Regions from separate parts of the Homo sapiens genome. Here region 1 is linked to region 2. Evidence: chromatin loops called from intact Hi-C (ENCODE). Cell type or tissue: dorsolateral prefrontal cortex. All regions are shown on one strand. Each heading gives the region's core, and the rest is flanking DNA. Links, peaks and the distances in the headings are about the cores only.

The links. Peaks named below come from ENCODE experiments on the same cell type or tissue, not always from the same donor. Only the 100,000 strongest peaks of a DNase experiment are listed, where the experiment ranks them.
Region 1: it touches region 2 in a loop (2.1-fold over the local background); 1 of 110 quality-filtered maps calls a loop at or near these places.

What each region holds. Positions count from the first base shown.
Region 1 is chr13:21,422,158-21,428,664 of GRCh38, reverse strand. ZDHHC20 (zDHHC palmitoyltransferase 20) reads left to right here. Exons shown (of 13, transcript NM_001330059.2): 2 at 2,987-3,013. Among named protein-coding and RNA genes, the nearest start is that of ZDHHC20, 34 kb to the left of the region's middle. In dorsolateral prefrontal cortex, for the core only: no CTCF peak of the experiment used is centred there; no DNase peak of the experiment used is centred there; H3K27ac peaks cover 454 bases.
Region 2 is chr13:21,322,715-21,329,221 of GRCh38, reverse strand. The region is part of intron 2 of LINC00539 (long intergenic non-protein coding RNA 539); the gene reads left to right. It also overlaps the pseudogene MIPEPP3. Among named protein-coding and RNA genes, the nearest start is that of LINC00539, 19 kb to the left of the region's middle. In dorsolateral prefrontal cortex, for the core only: no CTCF peak of the experiment used is centred there; a DNase peak (open chromatin) is centred at 2,861; H3K4me3 peaks cover 1,156 bases; H3K27ac peaks cover 2,021 bases.

The DNA of each region.
Region 1 (6,507 bases), core at 998-5,997, 99 kb before region 2:
CTGGTCTTGAACTCCTGACCTCGTGATCCACCTGCCTCAGCCTCCCAAAGTGCTGAGATTACGGGCATGAGCCACCACGCCCAGTCCTAATAGTTTTTATAAGCTTGGTTTTGTCATCAAAAGAATTTTTAAAAAACATAGTTTGGGCCTGGGTGCGGTGGCTCACGCCTGTAATCCCAGCACTTCAGGAGTCCAAGGCAGGTGGATCACGAGGTCAGGAGATCAAGACCATTCTGGCCAACATGGTGAAACCCCGTCTCTACTAAAAATACAAAAATTAGCCAGGCATGGTGGCGTGCACCTGTAATCCCAGCTACTCGGGAGGTTGAGGCAGGAGAATTGCTTGAACCTGGAGGGTGGAGGTTGCAGTGAGCCAAGATCACGCCACTTTACTCCAGCCTGGGTGACAGAACAAAACTCTGTCTCAAAAACAAAACAAAACAAAAAAGAAAAATATATTTTGGGATCCCCATAAAAAGGAATAGCCTCGTCTCACTGAGAGAGGTTCTGCAGATTGCTGTTCCCAGCCATGTCTTTGTCTCTGTAGTTAGAGGTGCCATTAGCAAATATTAAGAGTGTGTTCCATGCCGTACACTGTTTCAGATGCTGGTGAAAAAGTCATGTCCTCTACCTCCAGGAAAAAAACCTAGGAGGAACTATGAACTGTAAACCAGTAATTACAAGTGTCAGGGGTGTTATGAAAGGGAAAGTATAAAGTGTTGTAGGAATATATACCGAGATTTATTTAACCCATTCTGTGGTCAGGAAAGTCCTCTGTGAAGAAGTGATTCTAGCCATTGTTGGTTTGGTTTTTTTTTTTTTTTTTTTTTGAAACAGAGTCTAGTTCTGTTGTCCAGGCTGGAGTGCAGTGGTGCAGTCTTGGCTCACTGCAACCTCTGCCCCCTGGGTTCAAGTGATTCTCCTGCCTCAGCCTCCCGAGTATGTGGGACTATAGGTGCATGCCACCATGCCTGGCTAATTTTTGCATTTTTTAGTGCAGACGGGGTTTCACCATGTTGGTCAGGCTGGTCTCGAATTCCTGACCTCAAGTGATCCACCCATCTCAGCCTCCCAAAGTGCTGAGATTACAGGCGTGAGCCACCGTGCCCGGCCTAGCTTTGTTTTTATATGAAGCAGTTTTATTGTTCCCTGAATATCTTGGTGAGAAGCTGAAAGAGACAACCGCTGGAAACTATTAGCTAGATGTTATTTTAAATTCAGATTTTCTACTTGGAGGAGGGTGATAACACAGTATATTATCAAGTTTTCATCCTTACCAGTAGTCTGAACAGACTTTTAGTTCAAATCCCATCTATACTACATATACTAGCTCTGTGACCTTAGGAAGGTCATTTAATTATTTTGAGCCTTAGTTTACTTATCTGTAAAATGGAGCTAATGATAACTTGCAGGGTTGTTACTATTCTAAGACATGATTCCACACTTCAAGGAGCATTTATTCCAGTAAGGTGAGACAGACATATTGACAAGTAATTGAAAAAATAAAAAGAAAAAAAGAAAAATGAGATGGTGTGGTAAAGATGGAAGAGTGATCAGTGGTGATATAAAGGAGTGATCTACTCTGGCTAAAGAGGGACTCAGGAAGACTTTACAGAGGAGTATTCAAAACGGGCCTTGAAGGGTGAATAGACAAGGTACATGGCACATATGAAACAGCTTGATGCATTTGGGAAACCACAATTTGTTTAGAATAATTACACCAGAAATATGGGCAAATGACAGAAGAAACTAGAGAGGGCCTGGCGCGGTGGCTCATGCCTGTAATTCCAACACTTTGGGAGGCTGAGGTGGGCGGATTCACTTGAAGTCAGGAGTTCGAGACCAGCCTGGCCAACATGGTGAAAACCCATCTCTACTAAAAATAACAAAAATTAGCCAGGCGTGGTGGCACTCACCTGTAATCCCAGCTACTCGGGAAGCTGAGGCAGGAGAATCACTTGAACCTGGGAGGTGGAGGTTGCAGTGAGCCAAGATTGTGCCACTGCACTCCAGGCTGGGCAACAGAGCTAGACCCTGTCTCAAAAAAAAAAAAAAAAGAAAAGGAGAAAAAAAGGAAGAAACCAGAGAGGTAGACAGATTGTAGATTACAGAGGGCTTGTAGTGTTTGCTACCCTGAAGATTTTGGACTTCATTCTGAAAGTGACTCACAGGTATTGAAGAGTATTCATCAGATTTGCTAGTGGTGGTGGTGTGTTACACTGACTGCAGGAAGATGCCTTAAGCTGTTGCATTTGAGGAAGACAGTGGGGAGGGACTGAAGAATAGGTGACATATTATAAAGAGACTTAGATAGTAGAACCAACAGGACTCGAGGCCATTGAATTATCCAGGAAGAAAGAGTAAATAGCAGTTCACAGGGTTTCAGGCTTGGTAGACTGAAGTGGTTGTTGGCTTTATTCATCACAATAGTAATACAAGGTGGAAGAAAACATAAGAGAGGTAGACACTGAATTACCTTTTCTGTGCGTAGTCTGACTTCTTCAGTATTTGATTATTCAGAGGAAAAAAACACTAAAAATTAGCAGGGTAAGTTCCTCTACTTTTTTCTTTAGAAAAATACATTTGTCTTGAGTATAGATTCACAAAGAGGTTGATAAGAGTACATCACAGACTAACAAATAAGTTATGGGGGTCATAGAGGACAGTTCTGTTCATTCTGCAGATATCATTAAGGAAAGAGCTAAAGAAAACATTGCAGCTATAAACATGTTGATACACTTAAAATTAATAAAGTTCTGAAAACATTTAGTGTGACTGTAGCGTTAATGATAAAGAATTTGGATTTTAGTATTTTAATGGTTTTGGAGTTTTTTAAGTGCAATTTTGACTTTGCATTAGTGTCTACAATTTATAACTAAAGTTTATTTTTTTGAAAATGATATTAAGATGAATATTCAACCTGAAATAAAACTTACATACAAAATGTTTAAAGTATATTTATTCACTATTTTTTCTTCTATTCTAGTTACTATTTTTGGAAATGAAGAAAATGGTAAGGCACTTTTAGTTTCAATTTAAGTTAAATGCTTAATGATATTTTAATTGGAACATACTTTTTATTTAGTGATGAATGCATGTGTTTTTGTTTTTTAGAAATAAAATCCCTATCTTTACATTTTAAGTAATTAAAAGGAGATCTAGTAATGGGGTTATTTCCAGACCAAGACATTTCATGTATTCTCATTTTGTGTTATTTATGTAAATTAAAGTAGACATTATTTTGTACAACACCTAGTACTCAAACTTCTTTGTGTATTTATATAAATATTTGTCTCATATGTTCTTCAAAACTTTTTATTTAGATTTTTTTAATATGAGTTCTAGCTAGGTTGAGGAGACAATTCTGCTTTCATGATGTCTAAATTTTATTGATGGTTCTCGTTTAGGCATTTGTTAAAATCGCAATTTACAATGCACAGATATTTAAGAAAATAACCAGACTGTAAATTTGTAAATTGCATTACCAGTTTAAGGAAGCTAAAGTTTTTATAACAACTAAGTAAAAAAGATAGTGCCCAGAGGGAAAAATCATCTCTCAAAATTTCACTGGGATAAAAGCAAATTTCATAAGTCTGTTGAGATTAAATTTAAACAAAATTTAATTGGGCATACAAAACTCCAGAGGATTTCTAAAATACTTGAACAGTTAGAAATTATTAATAAATAGTAATTCCTCTTACTGGAGACAATTAGGCATTAAGTATGTAAATATTAAATTACCTTTAAATTTAATTTGTCAGTAACAGAATAAACGCAGACTCAATCTTGGTTGGCTTATTTTCTTTCTTTAAATCAAAAATGTTTCCTGTATGTTGGAAGCACAGATACAGAAAGCAAAGAATTTCAGAAGTTCTTATAAAAGAACTTTTAACTTAAATCATTATCTCTTGGGGCTATTTTTACCGTGTCTCTCAGAGTCTTTTTTTTTTTTTTGAGACAGAGTCTCGCTCTGTTGCCCAGGCTGGAGTGCAGTGGCGCAATCTAGGCTCACTGCAAGCTCCGCCTCCCAGGTTCACGCCATTCTCCTGCCTCAGCCTCCTGAGTAGCTGGGACTACAGGCACCTGCCACCACGCCTGGCTAATTTTTTGTATTTTTTTAGTAGAGACGGGGTTTTACTGTGTTAGTCAGGATGGTCTCGATCTCCTGACCTCGTGATTCGCCTGCCTCTGCCTTCCAAGGTGCTGGGATTATAGGCGTGAGCCACGTTGCCTGGCCAAAGAGTCTTTCAATACAGTCTTTTGTTGTTGTTAGCTTGTTTGTTTTTAAATTCAGTTACGGGTGATTTTTGAACTTCTGAACACAGAGTTTGGTATATAGGTTTCAGGTTTTTCTTTCAACTTTGATTTAATTTTCTCAGTTAACTATGATTTTACTTCCTATATTACTTGTAACCAATGGTTTAATAGCATGTATATGTAACCAGAAGTTTGCCTATTGATAATCACATTAATTTGAATTTAGTGAAAAGCATTGTTTTCTGTTACTCTTTACTCATTATAAGTTAATGATAACATCTTTTAAGTACTTACCATATTCTAGGTCTCGTGTTAAGAGCTTTATTTTATCTATTTTTTAACAGAATATATTTTTAAGCAAAACCATTTTCTTTTGTTTTCATGAAGAAAGGAAATATTCTAAAATTATATTAAATGTTTTTAAAACTATGAAGAGTATATTGTTTTTACATTTAAAGTATCTCAAAGTTACCATCTATCTCAAAGTTATATGATAGTGTATAGATGAGGAACAACAAGCCTGATTTAATATGGGGTCTAGGCAAAACTATTTATGAAGGAAGTAAGCAAAGTGAAGATAACATTGCATAGTTGTTAAATGGTCTCAGTGTTATCATAGCAGTAGGAAACTAAGTTCTTGCACACTTTTCCAAAGGAAAAACAAATGAAGCAATTATATGTAATATATAAAATATACATATAATATATATATTTTTTCTTTTTCTTTTTTTTTTGAGATGGAGTCTCGCTCTGTCGCTCAGGCTAGAGTGCAGTGGCACGATCTCGGCTCACTGCAACATTTGCCTCCCAGGTTTAGGCGATCCTCCCACCTCAGCCTACCAAGTAGCTGAGATTACAAGTGTGCACCACTACGCCCAGCTAATTTTTTGTATTGGTAGAGATGGAGTTCTACCATGTTGGCCAGGCTGGTCTTGAACTCCTGACCTCAAGTGATCCGCCCGCCCCAGCCTCCCAAAGTGCTGGGAATACAGGCACGAGCCACTGCACCTGGCCAAAGCAATGATACTGAGTCCATTGGGTACACCATGGGGTTCAACCTGAAGGGAACTGACAGGATAGAGAGAGCAGATTTTGAGAAACCAGTTTTTAATGTGTATGACAATCAATGTTAGTGGAAACAAGAAGAGCACATTTGAAAATAGAAGGAAGTTAGGGTTACGATTTTATCTTGGCATCAGATATTGGCTTAGAAGTGGAATATGACCATTAAGATGATGGTTTAAAACGTGGAGGAAACTATAATTTTAGCTAGGACATAGTGAAAAGAACCTTGGATTTTTGTCAAACAGATATGAGTTTGAATTCTGGCTTCATCATTTAATAACTAAGTGACGTTGGGCAAAGTATTAAATTCTCTGAGCCTCACTGTTTACATCTGTAAACTGGAATGATACCTTAGAAGACTTACTGTGAGGGTTAGAAATAAGGCATAGATTATATGCCTTCTAGTTGGCTTTCAGTACATAGGAATGGTGATTTGAGTACCTATAGTCAAATATGGTGACTGAGTAGTCCCAGGGTTTTACTAGGATGTGCTGGTCATGAGGTTGGAATTATTTCTTAGGAATTCCACAGCCAAGAGGGAAAAGAAACTATGAGCAACATATTTTACATCAACCACTGAGATGGATTGGAAGCAAGGAGACCAATTGGCTTTTGCAGCAATCCAAAGAACGTAGGCAACAATTTATGAAGTATGCACTGGCAGTGAAAATAATGATAATTATTGAAATTATTGAAAAATAACGAAAATAATAATAATGAGTTCACTTGGTGAGAAATTTTAGGAGCTAGAATTAGTAGTATTTGTACTGATAAGCTGTGAGATACAAGGAGTCATTTCAGGCCTGGATTTCTGCATTGGTCAACTGCGTGACTGGAGTTTCTGTTCTCTGAGATCTGGCATGAACCCAATACAATTTCAGAAGAAAAGGTTGGGTTGCAACAGGGTTGTCAATTATTATTATTATTTTATTTGAAAAGTACAAGCAATTTTTAAACCAAAAACATAAAGGAAAATAAACCTCAGTCCAAAGGAAGGACAGTACTTCAAACTGAATACATGTTAGCTTTTACAAAAGCTTCCTTACATTGTTCTTGGTCTTTCTTTTCTTTTTTTTTTTTCAGCGCAGACCAGTGAACACTTTATCACTTCTTAAAATTGAGAAACACTGATAAAGGGAATGCACAAAAAGGACCAAATTTTGGAGAAAATCATTAAAATACCTG
Region 2 (6,507 bases), core at 817-5,816:
TTGTATGGAGTTTAGCATCTTCAAATGGTTGATGTATTTAGATTGTGTGTAAAGCTCTGTGCTTTCTGCTTGTTGTTGAAATGCAGCCTGGTTTCCTGCAGGTCCCTTGGGGTGTGGGTGGGAGCTGATGCCTTGGCTTGCATTGTGGGGAAGCTCAGCACAGACCACAAGGCAGGGGCTCACTGTCCCACCTGCGTGTAGAGGCTGCCTCTTCCTCCTGGGTGTCATCAGCCATCCAAAGCTCTGACCTGGTCTCCACCCCAGATTTCACACTGACAGGTACTGCTGGGTGCAGAAGCATCACTTCCTGACCTGGAAATCGTTCCTAATAATGCAACCGAAAGGCCATCCCACATTTTTTTCCTTCACGACACTGACCATAATGAAGAGTTAGTAAATATTTACTCATTTATGGCTGTATTTGCCCACTAAAGCAAGCTCTATGAAGGCAGAGATAAAGTCTGTTTGGGTTACCACCAGGTACCCAGTTCTCGACACTGCATTTGACACACACTTATTTCAAGAAATCGTTATTGAATAATGTGTTGTTTAGGCTTCCATAACACCTTTCATTTAAAGAAAGGGTTCTTAGCTCAACACAGTTTGAAATCAACCACGAGAGAGGACACCTTATCAAAGAAGGAGCAAAGGACCTTGTGCTTCTGTGTAGGTTCTGTGGGGAAAGGTACCTGGTGAGGTCTGCTGCACAGGCCCCTTGTCCAGAGGGAGCTGCAGTCCTGCCGCTGTCCTAGGCTGACTTCACCTTCCCGAGAGCAGGGAGCTCATTTTCCTCTGAACTCGCAGACTGCTGCCTGCAGAGAGGCGGAGCCTGCAGAAACTGCTGCAGGGCCATTATGGGGCATTCCAGGAGACGATTACATTAGCTGCTGGGTCCTGGGGGGCTCAGCAGGCAGGAGGTAGAAGGAAGGAGGGAGGAAGGGCTTCAGCCTGCACCGCTTTTGAGTTATCCTGAGGTGCCAGCACCCCCAACCCCTCATCAGCACCACTGCCATCTGCACCCACCTGCCCACTGCTCTTCGCAGTGGTTGCCAGCAGTTGGTAAGGGACCTTCCAGAAAAAGAGAGTGTTCATGCCACTTGAGGAAGAGGGGGCTGTAGAGATCACAGCTTCTCTCCGCACCTCATTCTATAGCTAAGGGAGCTGGCCCAGAGCACAGATGACTGGCCCAACGTCACACAGGCAGTAATAAGTGGGGCTAGGGCCAGGATGCAAAGTTACTGATCCCCAGGGCACTGGGACTGCAGCAGACTGCCCTCTCCTTCTCTCTCTTTTCCTCCTGTTTCATCCCCTTTCACCTTGTCTGCTTCATCTTGTTCCCAGCCTCTTACCACTTCAGCCCTGTGCCACCACTACAAAGACACTACCGCACCACTGACACCCCAGGCTCCTGGGCCACTACCATGCATTTTGCCTACTCCTGCTTGGGGCTGAGGGGCTTGCTGGCCTCTGACCAAAGCTCTCTCTATGGTTTCAAGCAGAATCTGGGAGCTGCAGTATTAATAGCAGGGAGGGCCTGCACCAGCCCAGGATTCCCACGCCTCTCCAGGAGCACTGGTGATTCATTTTACTCCCAGGCTCGCTCTTATCCCAGGAGAACAAGAGCCTGATTCCCAGATTCCAGATCCGATTCCCTGAGATGAGAATATTCCTGAAGCCCCTGGACTGTGCATGGCTTTCATTTGACAATCTCGAACACATACCTTTGTCTTTATCCTCTCTGATCGCCTTCTGCCACAGCTCCTCCTGCTTGCCCACCTCCCCCAAACAAGATCATTCCCTTGAGTCACTCTCATATCTGACATTACGCCTCGACTCTTGTACCCAGCACACTGTATTGCAATGACCTGCTTCTTTCTCTGTTTCTTAGTCCTTTCAGGGAGCACCTTCAGTGCAGAATATGTCTCCAGCACCTAAAGAGCTGGCGCTGAGAAGGTCCTCAATCATTGTCGGTTGCAGGGGATCTGGCCACCTGGGATCCAGCTCTGTGGTGCAAATGGGAGGAAGGGAGGCAGAGCCAGGTTTCCCATCCCCAAACCGCCCAACCCCACCTCCCACCTCCCACCCTCAGTTGGAGCCTAAGGTGACAAGGGGCTGCTGCTCCTACCTTGCTATGTTACAATTTTCTAACTAACCAGAGCCTGTCCCCTCAGATGAATGTGTGGGAGGGAGAATAGCCCGAGTGAGGAGGCCCTCCCAGCATTCCTGACCAGCTGGGGATCCTGGCGGGACGGATCCTCCACAGGAGCGTTTTTCTAGGGTGTGTTCTATGGAACGCTGGACCTGTGATGTGCTCCGGGAATAAAAGGTTCAGAGGTTGCTTTTGGGAAATGCCGCTTCCTACAAACCTGTCTGTCCCTGTTGTAGCTTCACGGTACACCCTGCAGCACGAAATGTGAATTGTAAAACAGTAAAAACAAAACATTAACAGCGGGGGACATTCCTCTGCTGACCCCAAAGTTCAGCAGGTGCGGGACAGGGGAGGGGCGGGCTCTCTTGTCTGCATCAGGCTTGGGGAGCCATCTCCGCCTCGGGGCTCGCAGACAGGGCTTCTCTGCCAAAGCAGCACCTCGGGGCGTGTTCTCCCACCCATCTGTGTTCAGGCATCCCTTCCCTCGCATCTGGATTTTGTTTAGGCCTATTTGCAATTCCTTAAAAAAAATCTAAGAAATAGTTGGAGCCTGAAAGAGAGCTGGCCAATGAAACGCCCCGTTGGGGCATTACCGCATCGGTGAGTGGCTGCCCTGAGGCGATGGCTGCGTTTCCGGGGCACCGCCGTGCGCCGGTGCCCACGCGTACCAGGCTTCAGGGGAGCACTCGGGAAGCGCGGGGGGTCGCGTGCCCTTGGCCGGAGGCCTGGTCGCCCGCTGGCCTCGCCATTCTCGGCTCCGCTGCTGTTGCCTGCGCGCCTGTGGCGGAGCAAGCCTGCCTCCAGGGCAGCCTCACTGCCGGGATCCTGGGCAGACCTCCCACGTGATAACCGTGATCACGGTGTTGATGCTCACTCTGGGGCAAGGGTGCTCACGTGTTCTCGTAATTGGGCGGAGTAGCCCTTCCTTCAAAGTCAGCCCCGGTCCCCTTGCACTGTGCAGCCCCTCTCTGCCGGACCCTGCCCGCATTAAATCTCCCCTTAACCTCTAAAATGCTCATTGCCAGCGCCCTTCGTTTGGTATTTGTAGCAGATACTGTCTCCTGCTGTAGCGCCATGTCTGTTCCCCCTTTCTACCATGATATAAAACCTCCTGATTTTTAGCTGGGCGCATGGTTCTGGAATCATGACTATGTTCCCAATTCCCTTGCAACTAGATGTGACTAAGTTCTGGCCAATGGGATGGTCATGTTCTACTTCCAGGAAGTGTCCCTAAAATAAGGGAATATGTCTTTTTAGGTCCCTTCCTCTCTCCAGCTGTCTGGAATGGAGCTACCATGTCTGGTGCCCAAGCAGCCAGCTCTGACCCAGAGTTAACATATTATGGATTGTGGAGCCACAGGATGGAGTAGCCTGGGTCTGATGGTTCTGTTAGTCAAGGCTAGTCAAAGAAGCAGGACCAACAGGAAATACATATGTTTATGTATGTATATGTTATGTATATGCTATGTATACACATACACACACACACAGATACACAGAGAGAGAGAGAGTTAAGAAAGTGGATCATGTGATTGTGGGGCTGGCAAGTTCAAAATCTGCAGACCCACAGAAGAGCTGATGTTGCAGCTCAAGTCTGAAGGCAATTTGGAGGCAGAATTCCCACTTCTTCAGGGGACCTCAGTCTTTTCTCTTAAAGCCTTTTACTGATTGAATGAGGCCCACCCACATTATGAAGGGTCATTTGCTTTACTCAAAGTTTACTGATTTAAATGTTAATCACATAAAAAAAACCTTCACATCAATGCTGGTGGGTGATTGAAGGTGGTAAGCAAGGAGTGCCAAGGTCAAATTTGGATTTCAGAAAAATCTCTCTGAAACCAGTGATGGGTAGAGGAGAGTGAGATTGCAATCAGAGAGTCCGGTTAAGGGTTGATGTATAAAGATAGGTAGAAGATAGATACAAAGGGACAGTGGATGGTGGGAAGAGGAGAACTGAACAGCACATTGGCAGGAGGAATAAGGAAGAGGGAAAACCGAGGGAAAATCCCAAGTGTCTCATTTGAGAGGCTTAGGGGGATGATGATGTCACCAACTAAAGTCGAGAATGCAGCTGATTTCCCCTTTTGTGGTGGTGAGCCTGGTGCAGCATGAAACAATTCATTTGCTTTTAGGCATGTTGAGTTTTATCTGCCTTTGAGACATCCACACAGGGATTCCAGCAGGCAGTCTGATATGCTAGCATGGAGCTCAAGTCTGGTTGGAATCCAGATTTCTATGTCTGTTTCCATCCAGCAATTAAATTTCCAAGAGCAGTGAACCTTCCCATCACACTTGCATGTCTCGGTCCTAGATCTTCCAAACACGCATGACTATTTGCTTTTGTTTTCCTTTTTGGCCATGTTATCCCAATAAGATCAATTTCAGAAAGGATGTAGGCACCATTGAGGACCCCTTGCTGCACGATAAAGACCCAACTGTAATTCATAACAGACATGAATCGTATTCTACTGTTCTGGGGGTCTAATTTTTTTTTTTAATTCAGAATCTTTGAATCTCTCCCCCAAAGACCTAAGACTAGCTTGAATGTTAGAAGGATCTGTCTCTGGGCTGTATGGAGAAGTGTGGCTGCTATATGAGAGCAGATTCTCATGGAAAAAACATTTTTCCCCCATGGAATTTTCTTCCATGAGTCTAAACCCATCCTGGCTCAGGGCCCTCCCAGTCTCCTGCACTGAGCAAGCAGGTAGGGAGAGAGAAAAGAGGGGTGGTCTGGAGTTTTAGGATCTGCATTTGAATCTCTCCTCTTGATTTGTGACCCTGGGCAAGGCTCTGCCAATCTCTTGTTACCTAGCACCTGGTCTATGCCAGGTCCCAGAGCTTTTTGGGTTCTATCTGGGCCTCAGCATCCACATTGGACAAAAAGGGTAAATATTCCTGCCATGCAGGGTTATTATGACAAATGCAATGAAATAATAAATGTGGAAGGGCTTCTCACAGTGCCTGCCTCAGAGTGGAAACTCAATAAATACTAGGGCATTCTGTGTCTGAAAATCTCACCTCTAATTATTCTCTTTTCCTTCCCTATTATACAAAACAGCAGCAGCAGTAACAGCGACCACAAAATGCACTCCAAGATACTTCTAACCATTTCTTGCTGGGGGAATGTTTGCATCCTTGGTTAGTTAAAACTTTTGTGTTCCTCCCATGTCAGAAGCCCCTGGATCTTGTGTGAAGCTGTGCATTCCCTGATTAGTTTGTTTCTGTCCTTCTGTGGCTTGTTCTAAAGGGCTTTGCTGCTGCCTTCATCTGGGGAAATTCACACACTAATGCAGTGGTATCTCATCCCAATCTATTAGGTGTGACAACTACTGGCAAGAAATAGATTTGTGTTTAATTCTTTGTTGCCCAGCAGGGACCTCTATCACCCAAAGGGAAACAGCCGTCTATCTACGAAGCTGTGATCTCCCCTACAAGCAAGAGAACTCAATTGCCAGGAGGTCTTTGCTTTTTCTGGCTTCCAGAGAATGCAGAAATTTCAAGGAGCCACTATTGGGCTCCTTCCCTATAGGATGTTGGGCCAGGCAACAGAACAAACCTCCTGAGGCACTTCTACCTGGGAATGCCCTCCTGAGGCCAATGGCAGCCCTCTGATGAAGATACTATAGTATTTATTTTTTGTACACGCTGGTGATCATCCAGTGTACATCTCTGCTTAGTGAACCTTCATGAACTGGAGGCTGAATATTCTCATCCTGCATTGATAGAACCACGTAGGCTGGTTCTAGGCTGTTTTCTGTGCAACACTCAACATGACAATAATAATGATGATGATGCTAATGATGATTGTAAAATCCGCAGTAGTTGCCATTTATTGCCCTATTTGGCTTGTAAGACTTGGCAGATCACAGTGACATACACACACACACACTCTCTCTCTCTCTCTCTCTCTACTGTGTGCCAGGGACTGGACAAAGCACTTTGCATGCATTATAACACTTTTCCTAACAATCCTGCAGCAGGCAGCAGTAGCATCCCCGCTTTATAACTAAGGAAGGTAGAGTTCAAAGAGGTGAAGAACTTGCCTTGAAGTTCAAGGCCATACAGCCCAAAGTGGCAGAATCAGACCTGTACCCAAGTCCATCTGCACAAAGCTGGCGCTTCCACCCTGTACAACATGGTGTGTTTCCAGTGGGCTGTGACTCTCTGGTGGTGGAACCAGCCTTGTCAATTGCTGTCTGCCACATCCAGTCTGACCTGGCTGCCTGGGCATTCTCCCACGCCACGGGCAGCAGTGGTTCTTGCTGCCAGGGCTCCAGGGCATGGGCAGCAGATGGGAGGGAAGGAAGGCCAGCTGTGCAGCTCTGCCAAGCTGAGAGGCGGGGTGCCTATTGATTGAC